2 separate regions of the Homo sapiens genome follow, and region 2 is linked to region 1. The links are chromatin loops, found by intact Hi-C in ENCODE. Cell type or tissue: IMR-90. All regions are shown on one strand. Links, peaks and the distances in the headings refer to the core of each region. The heading gives the core; the rest is flanking DNA. Region 1 overlaps FRMD4A (FERM domain containing 4A). Region 2 overlaps FRMD4A (FERM domain containing 4A).

Region 1 (10,882 bases), core at 1,380-9,379:
AAATGCACTCATCCACCTGCGATGACAGGTTAATGACCTGCTTCCATGCAACTGGAGTCCTGCCTGATACCACCTGCCCCTCCCAGAGGAATTGTTACTATTTGCTTTATATGGTTGCTTTGCCATAAATCTGAGAAACTGTATACACCATTAAAGAGAATATGGCATTGAAATCATCCCCATCAGTAATGGAAATAGCTAAGATGAGCTTGGATATGTTCACAGCTGTTAAACAAATCAAAAACGCATTAAGCGCAAGTTGAAATTTACTCTGCCAGCTGAGGAAAAGTCATACACTCGAGCCTGTTAAGTGGACCCTTTAACTCTTGTTTGAAGCCCTTCTAATGCCTTGTGTGGCTTAAGGATGCCTATGTCTGGAACTGCATTCCTGATCATGCTCTTTAGGAATGACAGAATTGCATATCATTTGTATCTCGCTCCTGAATTTCTGTTAGTATATTTCAAAGAACAGAGTTGTATGGCATGGGTGTAAGTGTTAGTGTCCATGTAAAGACTGAGGCATCAGCACTTAATGCTTCTGTAATTGTGTTGCAATCAAGGTTCTGGACAGAAAGAACCTGGTGCCTCCATAGACTGGGTGTTTCGGAGCTGCTGGACTGGGGGCTCAGATTCTGACTTTGCCACCAATTCAGACTTTGCCCCTGAACCCCTGACCTGCCCAGCCTCTGGCTTCTCACAACCTTTTGCAAACGGAAGTGGTAAGTCCTGTTGTCTTCATAAGACAGCTGCAAATATTAACTATTTAAATCACTATAGCCCACAAATCGTTCCCTTTGCAAGCACAAAACAAAATTTCTTAGACTAGATTTCTGAACAGAAAAATGCCTATTGTTTCTGAAATGTTATTAAGCTGTATCCTCCCTTGGCAGGAAATGCAGATGGGCCTGTGGTTTGCTGCTGGGTTTCGACCACTCCTATTTGGGATAAACTACCCAGGTTTCACGAGATTCAAGTGGCATCCCCTCTAAAAGGAAAGAATACAAAGGCTTTTGTTATGTAGTTTCAAATTGCCCCCAGAAAAGAATCCCACGGCCTGTGCTATAAGATACTCATTGTTTGAGATATGTGACCCTCCCCAAAAGTGCAGAAAAAAGTTTTTCTCATCATTCCACACAAGCATCCTAGTGCAAATGCATAATACACACATCCTTGCACACTCACAGGCACACCCTGCACCCTCGCACCCCGCCTTTCCATCTATGAGGCATGCAGCTCTACTACAACCTTTATCCCTGGCAATGAACCAAGACAAACTTGAGCTCTCTTTCCTTGGAATCACTCTGCCCTCCCAGACTTCCCTGATAAAGAACACAAAGAAGCAAAAGTATAGACACCAGGTGTACATACCTGACACAAAAGTATAAAACCACGGGTCCTGACTTTTTAGGGAAGTCATGTTCCAATACTCTTCGATCTAGCTGAAGCCAGTTTAAGTGTCCCCTGAAGAAAATAGAGACAAATTGGTTAGGGGTTTGCATTTTGCAGAAGTTTTTTTGGGGTTGAAGGTATATATGAAGCAGAACGTGCTGGATCGTAGATAAATTTGAACCTTCACCTTATTTTTAATTTTTTTTTAGTTTTTATTTTTTTGAGACTAAGTCTTGCTCTGTGACCCAGGCTGGAGTGCAGTGGCATGATCTTGGCTCACTGCATCCTCTGCCTCCTGGGTTTAAGCGATTCCCTGCCTCAGCCTCCTGAGTAGCTGGGACTACAAGCATGAGCCACCATGCCCGGCTAATTTTTGTATTTTTGGTAGAGACGGGGTTTCACCATGTTGGTCAGGCTGGTCTCAAACTCCTGACCTCAGGTGATCCGCCCACCTCGGCCTCCCAAAGTGCTGGGATTACAGGCGTGAGCCACTGTGCCCGGCCACCTTCACCTTATTACTAGCTTTTCAGTATTGAAGAACCCAGTGGGATTAGGTAGGGGATACCGAGTCAGCAGTGGATACTGTGTGGTGTGAGGGGAAGAATAGGAACTGGAAAGTGAAGGGATTGAGACCTGCTGTTTCCCAGGGAAACACTGAAACGAAAATGTAATCAGAACTCTCCTTCTTGTCCTGAACCGCCTTTCCACCACACTCCCAGGTGCCTTTTTTCCTGAAGGACTGAAAGCACACTTGAAAACATGTTAGCAATCCTCACGACATCTTGCTGGAGTGAAAAGCAAATCACACACAGTGTCTGAAAACGTTAAACTTACCGCCAGGGGCAGTGGCTCATGCCTTTAATCCCAGCACTTTGGAAGGCTGAGGCAAGAGATCCTCAGAGGGGAACCACTTTCCAGGCAGAAAGACCAGCCCGTGCAAAGGCCCCGGGGTGAGGGAGGACCCCAGCGTCTTAGTGTCCTGTGAGTGGAAAGCCATGAGGCTAGGGAGAGCCCTGGGGGCCATGTCTCGGAGGCTGGTCTTGGAAGAGTGGGGCAAAGCCATGGAACAACCAAGCTGAAGAATCCTCTCTTTCCTTTCCCTCCTCTCTGTATCCAATGTCAGCCCATCATCCTGGAGAAGACAGTCCTATAATCACTTTATGGAGTAAAGTCACATGGAACAGACCCAACTGACCCCACTGCATTTCCCCCGTAGCTAATGCTGTGTGGCATGTGTGCAAGACTGTGGATAATGAGAAACAAAATCTGTCTGCATCATTGTCTAAAAACGCTTGTTCCTCTCAGCACATGCTTAAACCTCCAACAAAGGAAAGAGAGAAAACACACAAGTGACTTCCAACCCCTTTTTGAGGCTTCACTCAAACTGCACCTTTCGCACAAGAAAAAAAAAAAAAAATCCCCCTCCACAAAGCCCATACCTGTGGCTATACGGAAGACTTTTGGATCTGCCTTAGAATAGTGACCACCTGAAGAACTTTGGCCTGTTTTTCCTCTTTCTAAGAATCTCCAGTTGGATAAAAAAATTCCATTAACTTTATCTTTTTATTACCTTGCTCTGAATATAGGAAAAGTAAAAAAAAAATAATGAAAGGGTTGGGCGCAGTGGCTCACGCCTGTAATCCCAGCACTTTGGGAGGCGAAGGCGAGCGGATCACTTGAGGTCTGGAGTTTGGTATCAGCCTGGCCAACATGGTGAAACCCTGTCTCTACTAAAAATACAAAAAATTAGCTGGACCTGGTGGCAGGTGCCTATAATCCCAGCTACTCGGGAGGCTGAGGTAGGAGAATCGCTTGAACCCGGGAGATGGAGGTTGCAGTGAGCTGAGATCGCGCCATTGCACTCTAGCCTAGGCGACAGAGACTCTGTCTCAAGAAAAAATAAATAAATAGGACGGGCGTGGTGGCTCACGCCTGTACGCCTGTAATCCCCACACTTTGGGAGGCCAAGGCAGACAGATCACGAGGTCAGGAGATGGAGACCATCCTGGCTAACACGGTGAAACCCTGTCTCTACTAAAAAATACGAAAAATTAGCCGGGCATAGTGGCAGGCGCCTGTAGTCCCAGCTACTCAGGAGGCTGAAGCAGGAGAATGGCATGAACCTGGGAGGTGGAGCTTGCAGTGAGCCGAGATGGCGCCACCGCACTCCAGCCTGGGTGACAGAGCGAGACTCCGTCTCATAAATAAATAAATAAATGGAAGAGAGTATTGTAAGTAAAATAACAGGAGCAACTTCTTCCAGAAAGCTGGGATAAATTCTGTTCTGACTAGAACACAAGATCAGGAAACAGAAGGCCTGGGTGCCAATGTCATCTCTGCCCATGCCTGATAATGCCCCACAGGTTCCATGATATTTCAAACTTCTGTTCCTTAGCTCATGCTGTTCCTTCGTCCCAGTAGGCCTTTCCCTTCCTTCTTCCCCAGTGAGGTCCGGCCCATCCCGCAGGACTCAGCTCTCACGTCTCCGCTCCAGAAAGTCTTCCCACACCACACACCGGGTGGGATGGGGGGGTCCTCCTCCGACCCTTACAGCACCCACCCTAGGGGCTCACCCATTTCTGCACTTCCCAGTCTACAGAACTTGCTCTCTATGCATTCATTTTCCCCAGCTGACTTTTTAAAATTTATTTTTATTTTTTAGATGGAGTCTTGCTCTGTTGCCCAGGCTGGAGTGCAGTGGTGTGATCTAGTCTCATTGCAACCTCCGCCCTCCGGGTTCAAGTAATTCTCCTGCCTCAGCCTCCTGAGTAGCTGGGACTACAGGCGCAGGCCGCCATGCCCAGCTATTTTTTTGTATTTTAGTAGAGACAGGGTTTCACCGTGTTGCCCAGGCTGGTCACAAACTCCTGAACTCAGGCAATCCACCTGCCTCGGCCTCCCAAAGTCCTGGGATGACAGAGGTGAATGACTGTGCCCAGCACCAGTTGACTTTCTATATCTGGAAAATGCCACGAGATCTACCTCATGAGGAGAAAGTGTGCATGTCTGGTCAACTGGAAGGTGTCAGACAAATTATCTTAAGCTGCAACCACTTCCTTCCTGCCTCTGAAAATGCCCCCAACTCTGTGGGTCTTCTCTTGGGGCTCAGCCTCCTGCGAGTACACCATGTGTATGGCATGCGCCTGGCCTTCACTCATGCTGCCTCTCCTCCTTGGAACTGGAGAACTGTCTCTCCATCCCTTTATCTGAATGTTTAGCCATTGTGCAAGGCTGAGTTCAAGTCTTACTTTCAGTGAAGTCTTCCTTGATTGCCTAAGTCTGGGGTTTCTTTCAAACTTCTCCAGGGCTTCTGGTGTGTGTCATCTTCAAGGCATTTGGCATAATCTTGTACAATTAGTTATTTTTAAAAAATATGACCTAGGCTGGGTGAGGTAGCTCACACCTGAAATCCCAGCACTTTGGGAGGCTGAGGCAGGCGGATCACGAGGTCAGGAGTTCGAGACCAGCCTGACCAACATGGTGAAACCCCATCTCTACTAAAAAAAAATACAAAAATTAGCCAGGCGTGGTGGCACATGCCTGTAATCCCAGCTACTCAGGAGGCTGAGGCAGAAGAATTGCTTGAATCCAGGAGGCAGAGGTTGCAGTGAGCTGAGATGGCACTACTGCACTCCAGCCTGGGTGACAGAGCGAGACTCCATCTCAAAAAACAAAACAAACAAACAAAAAACATGACCTATCTCTCAACGATCAGTTTTCAACATTTACAGAAATTATCCCCCAAAACCTAGCACAGTGTATAGCAACTGTTAGGTGCTCAAAAGAAGTATTTGCTCATTGATTTGAATGACTGCCTGCAAGAGCAAGCCATCCAATGACAATGTAGGCTTAAATATTCATCTTTTGTCTTACCATATTTTATGATAAACAGTCTGATGGGAATAACCTTTTCATTATTCTCACAAGACAAGGCTTTCAATCACCCACAGACTGGAATGATACAAAAATACAGTGATTTTTCTCTGGCCACCAGCTCAAAGAATAAGGAGGACCTGAGAGAGAGAGAGAGAATATTCCATTTGTGGAATATTCAAGATTAGTCAATGGTCCAGGCTTGAGATATCCTCATACCACTCCACTGGCATATGAGTGACCACACACACTGCAAGAGATTAGACTTAGGTCCCTGGGGGTCACCATTCACATGTGATGAACTTCAAGGTGGGGACATGTCGCATGAAGGGACACAGACAGATGTCATTTGGATTCCAGTCTGTTGGGTTTACGCACTGCCAATTCTTCTTCATCCACAGAGGACAAACAGACAGATGGATTCCCCCTCTAGAAAACTTTATTCCCCACATTAAACTGTCTAAAAGAATGACTTTTTAAGCCATGAATCTGACTGGCAATTCCTTTGTTCCCGGCCATCTATTGGTTTAACATTTATCAAGCAATTAAATAGACTAGAAAGGAAAGTAAGAAAATGGGCCAGGTACAGTGGCTCATGCCTGTAATCCCAGCACTTTGGGAGGCCATGGCAGGTGGATCACGAGGTCAGGAGATCGAGACCATCCTGGCCAACATGCTGAAACCCCGTCTCTACCAAAAATACAAAAACTAGCCAGGTGTGGTGGCACGTGCCTGTAGTCCCAGCTTCTTGGGAGGCTGAGGCAGGAGAATCGCTTGAACCTGGAAGGCAGAGGTTGCAGTGAGCCGAGATTGCACCGCTGCACTTCAGCCTGACAACAGAGTGGGGCCCTGTCTCACTGACAACAGAGTGGGGCCCTGTCTCAAAAAAAAAATGGTCAGGAAGCAAAGAGAACATGGAAGCTGGAATGACACCTATATGATCCTACATGGAATAGTTGGCCTCTGAGGACAAATGAATTTCCTTCCTCCACTTCCCCTGCTTGAACTCGTCCACTCCAATCCCATGAGGGGATCACGATGCATGGCCTTGCGTAGCTCCAGTGGCTAATGGAGAGGCAGACTTTCCCAAACCTGGAGTCCTCGGATTCTCTGAAGGAAGGAGGTCAGCTGCCTCCACTTTAAAGGCTTGTAGAAGTCTCTCAATGAAGGCTGCTTATAAAGGCAGACTGAAGGGACATGTGACTTATCCAAGACCCTGATGAAAACTGCCCACTATTTGGGCAAAAACTGAAAGATGGATTAAAAAGCAAACTGGAAACCATAATTCTGGGGCCACCACTTTTGGCTGGAGCACTTGTTACAATGTTGTTTTCTGCTCATCTCTAAGTCACACTTCCTGTACTCTACAGGGTCAAGAATTCCACACTGCTAAAGGCTTTTGCTTTCCTATTTAACCTTTTACAGTCCTGACATCAAGTGCCTCCCTCAAACCTTTTATGTTTCTTTTGCATTAGGATGGAATGGGACGAAAAGTCATAAAGAAGCATTTCCTTAATACAGTTTAACTAAGAGATGCCTTATAGCTTGGTTTTCATGATTCTCATTGATTTTTCATTTGAGAATGCACTTCATTGCCTTTGCCAATAATAATGCAAAAAAAAAAAAAAAAAAAGCATCCCAGCAGCCACTCAGAGTATTTTTGTTATTATGTGACTGATAACTATCTTTAAAGCTGAGCAAGATAACGCTCATTTGGTTTATGGTTGCAGTAGGTCAAACTGTCAGGTCAGTAATAAATATGCAATTGCTTCCAGGCAATAGAAATTGGACGCATTCATTTAAGATATTGCTTTTAGCTTCTACATATAAAACAAATAGATTTTTGGTTCAAGTGTTGGCACCTTCAATAGAGATGGCCTCAGGGAGAGCTTTGTTTATAGTTACTGGTGGGTGGAGGTGTGTGATAAGTCTATCTGAATCCGTCACTTTCCAGACCCAGGGGGAGAATGACACTGCACAGCTTCTAGATGTTTTTATTGTAGACAGGCAATTTCATATGGAATGAGTTTCTACAGAAATCCAAAGCAAGAGATGAAGTTCTTATATGTTTATCTATTTAGAGACAGGGTCTCACTCTGTTGCCCAGGCTGGAGTGCAGTGGTGCAATCATAGCTCACTGCAGCCTTGAACTGCTGGGCTCAAGCGATCCTTCTGCCTCAGCCTCTGGAATAGCTGGAACTACTGGCACATACCATTGCACTTGGGTAATTAAAAAAAAAGGTTTTTTTTGTTTTTGTTTTTTTGGTAGAGACAGTGTCTCGCTTTGTTGTCCGGGCTGGTCTCAAACTCCTGGCTTCAAGCAATCCTCCTACTTCAGCCTTCCAAAGTGCTGGGATTACAGGTGTTAGTCACCACACGTGGCCAAGTGTATGAAATGCTTATAGATGTTGCTGGATGGAGGGGAGGAGAGGAGCTCTTCAAATGGAAGAATGTTGATATATTTAGTATCCTTGTCTTATAGTATGTGTGTTCATCAAGGACAGACCAGGCACTTTGGGAGGTCAAGGTGCGCTGATTACCTGAAGCCAGGAGTTCGAGACCAGCCTGGCTAACATGGTGAAACCCCGTCTCTACTAAAAATACAAAAAATTAGCTGGGTGTGGTGGCGGATGCCTGTAATCTCAGCTACTTAGGAGGCTGAGGCATGAGAATCACTTGAACCTGGGAGACAGAGTTTGCAGTGAGCCGAGATGGCACCACTGCACCCCAGCCTGGGTGACACAACAAGATTCCATCTCAAAAAAAAAAAAAAAAGGGACAGACCAGTGATACTGATTTCACTATAAACCTTTAATAATACAGGAAGGTTAAAGTAGGGTATATACTGGGGAAACCAGATTACTAAATCATGGGCTCTCCAGCCCAGGATAAATTGTTGTCTCCACTATGTTTTAGTAAGCCTATTCCAAATTTTCTTTTTAAAAATGTTTTATTTTTTAGAGACAGAGTCTCTTTCTGTTGCCCAGGCTGGAGTGCAATGGTGCAGTCATAGCTCGCTGCAGCCTTGAACCCCTGGGCTCAAGTGATCTTCCCATCTCAGACTCCTGAATAGCTGGGACTACAGGTGCACACCACCACTCCTGGCTAATTAAACAAATTTTTTTTTTTGTAAAGTAGAGGTTTTGCTGTGATGCCCAGGTTGGCCTCAAACTTCTGGCCTCAAGCAATCTTCCCACCTCAGCCTCCCAAAGCACTGGGATGGCAGGCATGAGCTACCATACCCAGCCCCCAATTTTCTTTTCTAGCGCTTCTACACCACGTTTTGTGAATCACTTCCTAATCTACAAACACAAGCTCAACAAGGAGTCAAGGGCCAGTGCTTTCTGGATCTCCAGTGGTTAAGAGCAGATGCTAAATAAATATTTGTTAAGAGAATGAATACAGCAGCTTCACAATATGCCCCACAGATCCATATTCTTGTAGGTTCAGGGACTGCTGTGTAGACACAGCTCCCATCCTAAGCAAACAGTCTCCATATTAAGAATTCACTCCGCTCACCTGTGCCAGGTTCCCAGCTCCCTCCGGTCATTTGCATTGGGAAGGAAAGGAGGGAGAAAGCCGCATCCCTAAGCTTTCCTTGGAGGGCACCGTTCTTTTTGTTTATCTTAGCTGCACACAGAAAGAGCTATGCTCAAGCACTTCTCTGGTCACTAAATATAAGGTACTGTTGTATGTTTGCCGTTGTTTCCGACAACACAGCATGGGTCGTCTGAGAGGTGGTAATGAACACCGAATGCCGCGTTCCCAGAAGCAGTTATTACAAGCCAGGCACGGAGGCTGCAGCCACTGACTTTCTCCTCTCTCACTGTCCAGCAGATAATACGTGGAAATCCCAAACCTATTTCCAAATAAATTGCTTTCCCAGAGCTGTGTCTTGTGGTTGTTTCTTCTGCCACTGGAAAATTGCTTTTCTATTTTGTTTATTTTTAAATTGTAGATAAGCTTGTGGCCAGGAATGCTGAATGACTGAACCCTTTTCAGAGGCCCCAGCTGATGCCAGTCACAGTTGAAACAAACGCGAGGACCTGAGGACAGCACAGACCCAAGCTCGCTCCCGTGCACCAGCCTTCCTGGCAGTGGTTCTAAAGATGCATCTTCAATGAGTCAGGACTTTTTCTTTCTTTCTTTCTTTCTTTATTTCTTTTTTTTGTTGAGACGGAGTCTCGCTCTGTCGCCAGGCTGGAGTTCAGTGGCATGATCTTGGCTCACTGCAATCTCCCGCCTCCCGGGTTCAAGCAATTCTCCTGCCTCAGCCTCCCAACTAGTTGGGATTACAGGTGGCTGCCACCACACCCAGCTAATTCTTTTTTTTTTTTTTTTTGTATTTTTAGTAGAGATGGGGTTTCACCATGTTGGCCAGGATGGTCTTGATCTCTTGACCTTGTGATCTGCCTACCTCGGCCTCCCAAAGTGTTAGGATTACAGGTGTGAACCACCGTGCTCAGCCAGGCCATTTTAACCTTAATAGTTTGGGTAAATCAGACTCCCCAGACAGCACCAATCAGGCAATTCAATTAATTAGGATACAGTCTGCTGAAAGAAAAGATCCTTAATTGTTTACTGTCTAGGTTCTTAAACTAACATCCTGGCCGCAGGGTGTCTGTGAGTGTTGTAAAATGTAAGCAAAAATTTATTTTGTATGTAAACTTTTATGAAGGAAAGGGAATATAACTTCAAATCTCAAAGGCGGTGTGATGAAATCAGAGGTTAAAAGCTACTCGTTTTCTTTTCTTTCTTTTTTTTTTCTTTAAGAGATGGGGTCTTGCTCTGTTGCCCAGGCAGGAGAGCAGTGGCGCAATCATAGCTTGCTGCAGCCTTCAATACTTGGGCTCAAGCAAGTCTCCCGCCTCAGCCTCCCAACGTGTTGGGATTACAGGTGTGAGTCTCAAGCCCAGCCCATATTATTAATTGGTATGTGAAAATAAATTCTAACTATACTTGTCTTTTAAATTTGGAGTAATGGCTAACCAAGTTTCTTTTCTTTCTTCCTCATATTTCTAAACACTTTTAAAAGGCTTTTTTTTTCTTAAAAAAAAACCCCCAAAAAATCAATCACAAAAGATACTTATTTACAGCATTTAACAAGCAATTCTTAAAATTTATGACAGGAGATTCAAATTAAAATTTAAATAGATTATGACAATCATTAATTCAACTTGGGTGTGTTTGACTGTTTCTGCTGAATAGCTTAAAAGTTGGTTAGTTATAGGCTATAGCTTCTGATAACGGGATCTTCCATTCCCACCCCACCCCCTGGCTCACAAGCTACTTCTTGATTTTAATTAGTTTTGTTGTTGAGACGAGGTCTCACTCTGTCACCAGGGCTGGAGTGCAGTGGTGCAATAATAGCTCACTGCAGTCTTGAACTCCTGGGCTCAAGTGATCCTCCTGCCTCAGCCTCCTCAGTAGTTGGGACTACAACTGTGCACCACCATGCCTGGCTAATTTTTAATTTTTTTTTTTTTTGAGACAGATTCTAACTCTGTCACCCAGGCTGGAGTGCGTGGCGTGATCTTGGCTCACTGCAACCTCCACCTCCTGGGTTCAAGCAATGCTCGTGTGTCAGCCTCCTAAGTAGCTGGAATTACAAGCATGTACT
Region 2 (10,882 bases), core at 1,965-9,964, 290 kb after region 1:
ACCTCCCTGCTTTAAGCAGGAATTGAATGTAAAATGCTGTCTGGGCCAGCCCTGCCTGGGTCTGCAAAAGGAGAGGTGCCTGCAGCAATGGCTAGTGGGCCAGCCCCTGGCAGCACATGAAGCCACAAAGATGCCCCAGCTACTGGGCTTGTCACCCACAAAGGCCCCCACTCTAGCCTGCCCCCTACCCTGCAGCTGGAGTGTCTCTGGAGAAGTATTTCCAAACAGCCCATTCCCTGCCCCTCTTCATTTTTGTGTTATGTGCCACCTGAAGGTCTTTATGATGTTCTATATCCCCGCTTCTTCTCCCATGTTGTTTTGCCTCCTATGACATTGGAACTGGCTCCTGAACAAGGGGTTAATGTAGGAAGGGAGCCCCCACCTGCCATAATGAGAACCCCCCCAGCACCTCAGACTCTTTCTCATCCAATTCATGGGGAGGAATGATTTGACAAGCAGGACAAGTTCTATCCTCAGGCCATGTGAGTGCTCCAGCCAAGATGATTGAGCCTCTTCTGGGGTGGGACTGTTTGCCAGTGGTTTGCTGCATCAGATGGCCTTTTGGATCCTGGACACAGCTACAATCACAGAAGCGATCTTGGAAGCCACTAAGCCAGCCCTACCATTTTGCAGATGAGGAAACTGAAGACTGCGAGGGAGGATATTCAGCTTGAATTTAGGGTCAGCAAAAGGATGCATTGAGGAAAGAGCCCAAGGTGATCAGTGTCCAGTTGGCATCTCTATACCTCATGGTGCTGTCTTCCTGCCCCATTGCCAGGCTTGGATTGTCAAAATAAGGAACTGATCTCCAGGAGATAAATTCGTCAAGTAGAAGACAGGCTTCAAGAAAAGAAAGGCACTCTGTTTTGCAGTGGGGAGCACTCTGCTGGGGGCCTATGTGGCTCAGACGTTGATGGAACCGTCATCTCTGTAAGTGGAGACAGTAAGCACTGTCCTAACTAAATCACAGCTCTTTACTGCTTTTATATAAAGATTACTCAGGTTGTAATAATAGCCCATAAATTAGTAAGTACCATTAAGTTTATGGGCTTCTCCTAGTCAGAGTCCTTTCTAGCTATCAATTTGGTAGAGTTTAATAAACTCTCCATGACTTATAAAACCACGGTAGTCAAGTTTTGGTCTGTACTGAGTGGCGTTTCTGATACTGACTTCCTTCTCTACTTGCGTGAAATGAAGGCAAAAGGACCCATAACAACACAATTAGACCACAAGACAGGTGTCAGCTTATCACATTAGACAGCTGCATTAAAGCCAATGTACCTCCTTCAGGGTCTGGGTGCCTGCAACCACTGGGGGTCTTGCAAGCATCTAGCAGGATAGGAGAACAGCTCAGATGGAAGAACAGACAACAAACCCACTGCCCACTGAGATTCTGTGAAGGAGAACTCCTGTGCAGTGGCAGAATTGAGTGGGAACCATGTCTGCCCCAGCAAGGAACTTAACTTCTCATCTAAAAATCACACCAGTCCTGCATACCTCATAGGAGCAATTGAAGATAAAAATAAGTCAAGGTTCAGTACAAGCTCAATCTCATGGAAAATATGAAAGTGCCATCATCCAATAATCATAATAATCCAGAGCTATGATATACAAAATGTCTTTTATCATGCAAAGCTCTGTGCCAAGCACTAGACATTCATTCTTGTTTTGATCCCTGCTGCCCTCCTAGCAGGCAAGAAGTCTCGCTCTACCAAGGCTCAGAGAGGATGGCAACTTGCTTAAGGTGACATAGCCAGCCTACTGTGGCAAATTCAGACATCCAATGCAGGTCATTGACTCCAAAGACCATAGGCCTACACTGCCCCAGACTATTTAACACATCACTTTTATTAGGTTGTATTTGTCCTAATTCACTCCATACTTCTTAAAGATTTTCTATCAATGGTCAAAAATACAAATACAGGTTGGGCACAGTGGCTCACGCCTGTAATCCCAGCACTTTGGGAGGCTGAGGCAGGTGGATCACGAGGTCAGAGATCGAGACCATTCTGGCTAACATGGTGAAACCCCATCTCTACTAAAAATACAAGAAATTAGCTGGGCATGGTGGCACGTGCCTGAACTCCCAGCTACTTGGGAGGCTGAGGCAGGAGAATTGCTTGAACCTGGGAGGCAGAGGTTGCAGTGAGCCGAGATTGCACCACTGCACTCCAGCCTGGGCAACAGAGCGAGACTCCAGATAAAAAAAAAATACAAACACAATCTAAGATATTTTTATTAATAGCCCAGGCTTGGATTCTGCAAAAGATGTGGAATCTCTGTTGAAAACCAACATAAGTAATTTCAGATAGAACTACTACCAAACTAGATATCAACTTACTTAAGTAGGTTGATGGAACTTAACCTCACTTTCCTAGGAGTAGCTAGACGTCCTACAGACTTGAAGGTTAGGGGATGAGGGGTAGACATTGAGGATCCTGGAAATGAATTAGTGTTCTTTCCTCCATGCTGTGGTATCTGTTAGGCTGGGTGGTATAACCAGTCGCCCATAGTTCTGCATTTCATTGCAATCCAAGCTGCAGTGAGGTGGAGCTGAGGCCCCAGCACTGAAGTTGAGTGACGAAAAGGCACCTGAAACTCAGGTGCATTTCAGTTGGTGACTGGTTTTCATGGGAACTGCTAAAATGTAAAGAGAATGGCTTTGTAGCCCATAACGCGGAGTCTGCAGTCATCCCTCCCATGGCATTTTTGGAGCTACCCATGACCATGATAGGTTGCCATTAACAGGGATGGATTTGGCTGTGACTGATCTGCAGTGCCCTCCAAAGGTCTGACAAAGATCTGAGCAAATAGATTTTACAAGAATGTTCACTATTTTGTTCCCAGCACCTAGCAGAGTGTCTTATACATAGCAAACACTGATACATATTTGCCAAACAAGATAGATATTAATGTCTTAATTTATTGAAACAAAGACTCCAAGAAGCTAAATGCATTAACTTGTTGCACATCACGCAGATCTAACTAAGGTGCAAGGTAAGATTTGAAGTTGGGTCTGTCTGACTGTAGAGCCCCTGCCTCGATCACTAAAACACTTCTGGAACCTTCCGTGGAGACTGAATCTGTAAGATCCTTGTCACAAGCACCTCAGGTAATTTTGGTGCAAGTGGATCACACTTGAAAAAAGGCCATTGTAGTGACATTTGAATGACAGCTGACATGTTTGAGCTCTTACTCTTTCCTCAGCACAGCTGCATAATCTTCTCACCAACTCTACGACTGTTGCATTCTAGAGATTGAAAACATCAAACCAAACCTGAAGCACTGAGAGGTTGGGTAACCAGCTCTGGTCACTGAGTTGGTGAGGGATGGATTCAGAAGAGGTCTCCAATTGTGACACCGCAGAGGACCTGCTCTTGGCCACTACACTCTACCAGCTCTGCAAGAAGGTGAGGGAGGGAGGGTGGAGTGTGATGGGCTCTTACTGTCTCCATTCGGTTTTGTCTTAGATAAAGGGAACTGAGTCCTTAGGCCCCTCCAGCAGGAAAGGCTCACAACAGCAGCCCCTCCGGCCCTGGGGTCAGTCTGTATTCACACCTAAGGGCAAGCTAAGTTGTGAATTTGACAGAGGACTTGGACAGTGTCTCTAGTTGTCCCGGTTATAGCTGTGGTTAGTGTCCACCGATGGATGAGGAGATGCTTCCGGCAGATTGCTCTCTTAGCCACAATTCCCTCATTTATGGCAGCAAAGCAGGCCAACGATTGCAAAAGACAGAAATAAAACAGAAAATCTTGGAATGAGCATCATCCTGTAAAAAGCATAGAGTGACATCAATAACGGGTAGACACCTTCTCCCCACCTTCGCACAACTGTAACTTTTTGGTTGTTAAAGGAACAGATAATCATATTTCTAAAGAAAGAATGCCATGATTCAAGCCCTGGAGTGAATAAAGACTCATTTATGGGAGGTTATACCAAGAGGAAAATAGTAAACGGGCACGTGTTTTAGCCCTTTTAGACTTGTAAATGGTCCACATGTAATGTGCTCCAAAAATGGTGAAATCATCCAGTAAAGCACTCACAGCCCTGACTGCTGCTTGTGGCATCATGGGGGAAAGTAAAAAGGCCCATGCACAGAGGGCTTTTTTAACTTTTCCTCTAGACAGAGTCTTGATCTGTTGCCCGGGCTGGAGTGCAGTGGCATGATCTTGGCTCACTGCAACCTCCGCCTCCTGGGTTCAAGTGATTCTCTTCCCTCAGCCTCCTGAGTAGCTGGGATTACAGGCATGCGCCACCATGCCTGGCTAATTTTTGTATTTTTAGTAGAGACGGGGTTTCACCATGTTGGTCAGGCTGGTCTTGAACTCCTGACCTCAAGTGATCCGCCTGCCTTGGCCCCCCAAAGTGCTGGGATTACAGGCGTGAGCCACTGCACCCGGCTGGGGTTTTTAATTAATATATACCCTCCTGTACTAAGTATATTTTAAATTTTCTATGTTATGTGATGCTTTGACATCTCAGGTCTTACAGACTGGAGGAGAGATGTCCTTTCCTGGAGTTAGCTAATTCCTAGAGATCCCAAGCAACTTGCTCATAAGCACACTTTTGATATGCAAACCAACCGGTTCAGAGTTCATACTCCTACCTGCCTCCTTTATCAGGGTCCTGCCATATGGGACACAACCCTTCTGCCCTAAATCGCCCCAGGGCCAGCTACCAGACAACTAGGACCCCCCATATAACCCAGAGCCCACGGGACATATTTGAACTCGTTTGAACCAACCCTAAGCCTGCTCAACTGCTTACCCTGCCTCGACTGCTCCTTCTCCTGAAAACCACCATAAAGCTGTCTGTCCGTGCTTTTTCCTCACTCCTTCTGCCTCCTGGCTGACCCTGGTGCTTCCCCGCATGGCCCTGTGTGGCGTGGCTTGTCTCCTACTCTTGGGAATTGTCAATAACAAACTATTTTTTCAATGGTAATGATCCCCTGATCTGTTGACCTTGCCACACCTGAATAAAAACAAACCCCTCGGGTACGCTCTGAATCACCTCCTTACTGAAAACCACAATACATTCTTCTAATTCTTACAAAGGGAATCCCACCTCCATCTGTTTATAAATCAAGAAGTGTTCATCACATGCTCTGGAAACTTTCATGCAAAGTAGTTTTCTTGTGCCATCGTAGACGCATGGTTATGTCTAGGGATGTTTGGAGATGAAGACGCACAACTGACTCCTGACTCCTGTTTACTTAACTGTGTGGCCTTGCGCAGGTTATTCCCTTAAGTCCCAGCTTTGTCATCTGAAAATGCCACGGCAGATGCGCACCTCACGTGGTTGCAGGGTTTCCACGAGCCGATGGATGTAAAGAACCCAGCAGGACGTTGGCTTTCAGTTAATACTGCAAAAATAGTAGCTTTTCAGCAGTTCTTCTCTCCCCAATCCACAGCTTTGGTACTGTCACTCCACAGCCCCTGGATGAGGCTCTGACACTTTGCAGGGAGGACGCATTCTCATCAGAAAGAGACGGAACGGGTCTCAGAAGCTTGCTTTCAGAGGGCTTGCCTTTCAACTCAAAGCCCATGGGGATGCTGGGGACAGAGCCTGCCTCCCATGTGAGAGGCCACCATGCGCCAGAGAGCTCAGCCTGTGGAACACAGAGCAAAATGGCAACTATCTTCCCATCTTCATTTGCGCTCGCTGTCCTGTGGAAACCTCCTCTCTGTGAAACTGGTGGAGTCACGATTTTGGGGCTGGACCATCTGCCTGGTCCCAAATGTAATTCATGAACTTGGAGGGATCTGCATTACTGTTCATTTCAGCAGGAAAAATGATCAATGTATTTCACAGCTTTGAGAATCTGCACCTTTTTTCTGGACTGCGGCAGGCATATATGGGTTCTGGCATTCTGATTAGTAAAGCAGCCAAATTTTCCCTTTTATTTTTTTGCAAAATCCTCTGTCTTCCACTTTAATACGAGCGCCAGTAAATATTTTATGCCGAGGTCTTTTCAGAGCACTGTTTCCTATCTAAAGGCATATACTTCCACCCTAGATATGTATTTCTTTAGTTAATGTACACATGTAACACACATATAAAATAAATGAAAGTAGTGTATTTTTCCAGTTATCTCCAAAGAAGTAAAACTAATTAGATAGAATGGAGAAGGGGCTATGCTGATTAATTTAATTATCTGTTTAACTAAAGGCTAAACAGAAAGCTTATTGAGGTTTCTACCCTGGTAATAAAAAAAATCTTTCAAATGTACAAGCCCACTTGTATGCCTTCCGTAGACTGAACATGTAATTAATTTTGAGAATTCAGCTCTGAGCCTCAGGTTCACTAATGTTGAAATCAAGTTTGTTGATATAAAAGATTTGATTGGATTTTCATGCGTTCTAAGAAGTGTTAGAAAAAAATTATGTAAAAAAATCTTCATAGCTTATTTTTTATAATTTGCATCTTATGCTTGGTAAGTGGAACATAGGATTATTTCCCACTAACAGAATTGGGGATAATCAAGTTTAATTAAAAAGTATTTTATCATAAACTCTTCTCATCTCCAGTGCAAAAGGTAACGGCTCTTTCCAACAATGACTATATTGCCATTTTTACTGCCCTCCTTAACCAGGGTACGGTTTAACATCCCAAAGAAAGCCTATCTTGAAAACCTTTTATGACTCAATCTCTTATGAGAGCTTACTTATATAATGTATGGGTTTTTTTTGTTATTGTTTTAGAATGATGAGTGATCACCATAACATAAACAGACACCACTGAGCGGACTCATTCTTGGTCTTCTGTCTGATTCTGGGAGATTCAGAGCTCTGGCTCTGCCACTAACAGCAGGGAGTTGGAGAAACGATTTTGCTGCTCTGGAGCTCAGCTTCCTGATTTTGAGGGGGATGTCTTGGAGGTTCTCCCCACATCTGGAATTCTGGGATTATATGGTGCCTTATGCTAGTGGTAGGGGGTGTGTATTGACAACCAAACATCCCGATTTGCCCAGCATTGAGAGAGGGTTCCTGGGACTTGGGAATTGGGGTATGAACACTGGAAACTGCCAGGGCAAATTGGAACCAGCTGGCTACCCTGGTTGCGGGGGGTGGGCATGTGGTTTGGTGTGTGTGGGCACAGCCTCTGATTTATAGAATTATAAATTATATGTTAATTATATACTACATAAATTATATTTATACACTTATAGGATTATAAATTATATATTAATTATATAATATAAAAATTATATTTATAAAATTATAAATTAATTAATATATGTGTTATATATCTATAAAATTATAAATTATATATTAACTTTATAATATATAAATTATATTTATATATTATAAAATTATATTTATAGAATTATAAAATATATATTAATTCTATTTAATTCCAAGCATTGGGTTGAGAAGGAAGATACACAGGTAAAGTACTTTGTATATTTTCTGGCACAGAAGCACTAAGTAAACATTAGCTATGATTATTATTGTTTTTGTTTTTCTCAAGCGCTTCCACACTTTTCATCTCAGACCCACAGAGCCAGTGTGTGCGGCTGAGGTGCTCAGACTGGCAGGTGAAATGACTTCATTAGTGCCCTGGCTCCTGGTGGGATGAGAGTGGAAACCCAGCCTTCTGAGTTGAAGAACTGGAACAAACATCAGCCCTGACACATTGATGTCAGTTTACCTTTGTGAGAAACAGGAACGAAATGTGAACATCTATTTCAGGTGATGTCATAAAGCCCGACTCAGAAGATGGCTATGATTTCAACAGCCTGTCGGCAGCACGGATTTCAGAGTAACTTACAATCAGTAATTAATCTAAACAACAGTGCCGTGTGCACTCCATTATTAAAACAGAAGGGGAAACAAAAGGAGACTGAGAGGATTGCTTTTGAAGGGTCATGTTGCAGCGGCTTCTGCTGGATACTAAAAAGCAAATTATTATCGGGGGTTGTTTGTCATTCACAGGAGGAATTGGATTCCTTTATGTTTATAAAGTCACCTTGGTATCTGGAAGGAGAGCAGAAACTAACAGAGCCTACTTTACTTAGGAATGTAGGATGCTAATTTATTTGCCTTTTTCTTATATTAATATCCTTATCTGTAAAAAGGGGGAAGAAAATAGGGCTGTTTTGAGGAGATGTGGCTGAGAAAACAGAAAAAGAGAATTACAGGCCTGAAATCCCAGCACTCTGGGAGGCTGAGGTAAGAGGAACGCTTGATTCCAGGGATCTGAGACCAGCCTGGGCAACATGACGAAACCCTGTCTCTATTTAAAAAACGACATTTAGCGGGCTGTGGTGGTGTGCATCAGTGGTCCTAACTACTCAGGAGGCTAAGTTGGGAGGACTGCCTGAGCGTGGGCGGCCGAAGCTGCAATGAGCCATGATTGTGCCTCTGCTCCAGCCTGGGTGACAGAACAAGACTCTTCCTAAAAGAAAAAAAAAAAAAAAGGAACGACGAATCAGGCCAGGCACAGTGGCTCAAGCCTGTAATCCCTAATCCTAGAACTTTGGGAGGCTGAGGCTGGTGGATCACCTAAGGTCAAGGGGTCAAGACAAGCCTGGCCTACACGGCAAAACCCCATTTCTACCAAAAAATGCAAAAACTAGCCGGACGTGATGGCGCATGCCTGTGGTCCCAGGTACTTGGGAGGCTGAGGCAGGAGAATGCCATGAACCTGGGAGCTTGCATGAACCCAGGAGGCGGAGCTTGCCGCGAGCCAAGATCACGCCACTGCACTCCAGCCTGGGGGACAGAGCAAGACTCTGTCTCAAAAAAAAAAAAAAAAAAAAGTAAAATAATCACTTCCACTCAAATCCTGGGTTCACACTGTTTTCCCCAGGAGGGACTAGAGGTCCATAAAGAGGCAGTCACGGTCGGGGCTCACACAGCTAAGGTGTGGAGGAGCAGGGGCGGGGACCAGGGGTGTGGCTGGAGGCTGTGTGCTTGTCAGTTCTCCAGCTGCCTGTAATAATAAGCCTGATGCTAGCTTACCCAGAAGGGGCGAAGATAAGCGCAGGGGTGGGATGGGGGCTGCTGAGCAGAGCCTGGAAGATGAGTCCTCATTGAGGAGGAAGCCCATGGAGTTGGCCCAGTGATGATAAAATCAGCTGGGAAAGTCGATGGAGTTTCCCAGCGCTTGAAGTCCATTGACTTTCCCAGCTAATGTTACCAAAGCCTCCTTCTGACTGTACCTGTTTTCCCACAGGCCCCTGGCGCTGGTTCTCTCTGGAGGTTGAGTTTCCGTGGGGAGAGAAGAGTGCCCAGCGTGACCACCGTTGGCTGACTTCCCATGCCTTATTCCTTGTTTCCCCCGCTGGGGCCCAGCCCACCAGCCCCGCAGTGCATGAAGCCACTTATCACCACGGTTCCCAGAGAGGACGGGCTGGCCCAAGTCTGCATTGTCACCTGCTCTGGGGAAAACAAAGCCCTCTCCCCCGCCCTCCCCGCAGCATGCTGGGCACAGGGCCAGCCCGTTCTATGTTTTCAGTAAATTTTCAAACATGCTGGTTTTGGTGGCAGCTTTTGCAGTGATTATCTCATTAGGGGCTTGGCCCTGAAACACCTTATTTATTGTGGATTGAAAAAAGTTCACCTTTTCAAGCAAAAAAAAAAACAAAAAAAAACAAACAAAAAAAAAACAGAAGAAAGAAATAAAAGAACCAGACTGTAGTTTCCCTGGAAAATTTTCGCTTGTGGGAAAATACCTCCCCGGCCCGTAGAGAGACGCCATCACCAACAGTGTGGAGTTATCAGATGGGACTGGTCCAGCTTTGTGGGGCCGGGGCACACAGTGCCAATGTCCAGGTAGTTTCCAAACCGTGTTTTGTTTCCTCTGTCCTCTTTATAAACCCACGGATTGAACCTCATGGGCCCACAAGTTCCTGATTGCTTCGTATATATTGTACAGATTTTTTCAGGAAAATAAAATAGATCTTGCTCTACCCTGACAGAGCAGGGCCGATATTCTCTAGAAGAGAGGAGAACTCTAGAATGGATGGCAGCACTCTGAGTGTGTAACCCAAACAGCATGCTGAAATAGTAAAACTCTGCCGCAGGGGCAGATGGCTGCTGGGAGAATATTTATAGCAGGGATCTAGAAATAACCGTAAGGGAAAAGCCTTCTGAGGAGGAACGGAACAAGAGTCTTCGGGGTGGCACTTGGAGACACTCTTGCTCTTGCCTGAGGTCCTGGAGGGCTGCAGGCCGACCGCTGCACGGGAGAGAATATACGTGGTATTCACAGGGTACACAGAAGTCATAATACTTCATGTAGATCTGTGCCACACAGATGTGAGAGCTAGGACTTGGAAACAGGAAGAGAAGTGGGAGGATGATTAGGAGCGTAATTGGTAAATGTAGTACAGTCAAGGCAGACGCTGTAAAAGGACCGGGCACTGCAGAGCTGCAGGACAAGAGCCTGGGGACACGACAGTCAACCAGCCCGTGGGCATCATGGAAACAGCACTTTGCAGGCACCTGAGTGAAGCACAGGAAGGAAATGCAGACACAGGTGAAGGAGCACGGGGTTGGGTTAGAGCCAGGCAGCATCCCCCCAGCCGCTCCATGCTAAAGCCTTCATCGATTGCCCAGAGAGTGGGGGTTCTCAGTTAACGTTGGAACCATACAGCAATGAGGCCTGGGTACTACTTGTAATTTTCTGTTTATTTCTAACTTTATGAACTGCGTCAAGTATACTTCCTAGCATGGGTTCAGTATTTTGCAACAAATCTTTCTGCCGTGGATATAAATTCATGAGCTTCAGGTTTCATTAAAGAGAAGTACACAAATGAAGTACCCAGACTAACATTTGAAAATTTAATTTTATGTTTGTTTTTATTTTTTAAGGGACAGGGTTTCACTATGCTCAGGCTGGACTCAAACTCCTGGGCACAAGTGATCCTCCTGCCTC

The links. A loop is a pair of places that touch in the nucleus more often than their neighbours do. Peaks named below come from ENCODE experiments on the same cell type or tissue, not always from the same donor. Only the 100,000 strongest peaks of a DNase experiment are listed, where the experiment ranks them.
Region 2: it touches region 1 in a loop (4-fold over the local background); 14 of 110 quality-filtered maps call a loop at or near these places.

What each region holds. Positions count from the first base shown.
Region 1 is chr10:13,795,128-13,806,009 of GRCh38, forward strand. FRMD4A (FERM domain containing 4A) reads right to left here. Exons shown (of 25, transcript NM_018027.5): 5 at 1,369-1,461. Among named protein-coding and RNA genes, the nearest start is that of FRMD4A-AS2, 190 kb to the right of the region's middle. In IMR-90, for the core only: no CTCF peak of the experiment used is centred there; a DNase peak (open chromatin) is centred at 4,654.
Region 2 is chr10:14,080,044-14,090,925 of GRCh38, forward strand. The region is part of intron 2 of FRMD4A (FERM domain containing 4A); the gene reads right to left. FRMD4A-AS3 (FRMD4A antisense RNA 3) reads left to right here. Exons shown (of 3, transcript NR_120638.1): 2 at 3,255-3,410; 3 at 7,472-7,838. Among named protein-coding and RNA genes, the nearest start is that of FRMD4A-AS3, 11 kb to the left of the region's middle. In IMR-90, for the core only: a CTCF peak has its summit at 2,789; a DNase peak (open chromatin) is centred at 6,738; H3K27ac peaks cover 171 bases; H3K27me3 peaks cover 267 bases.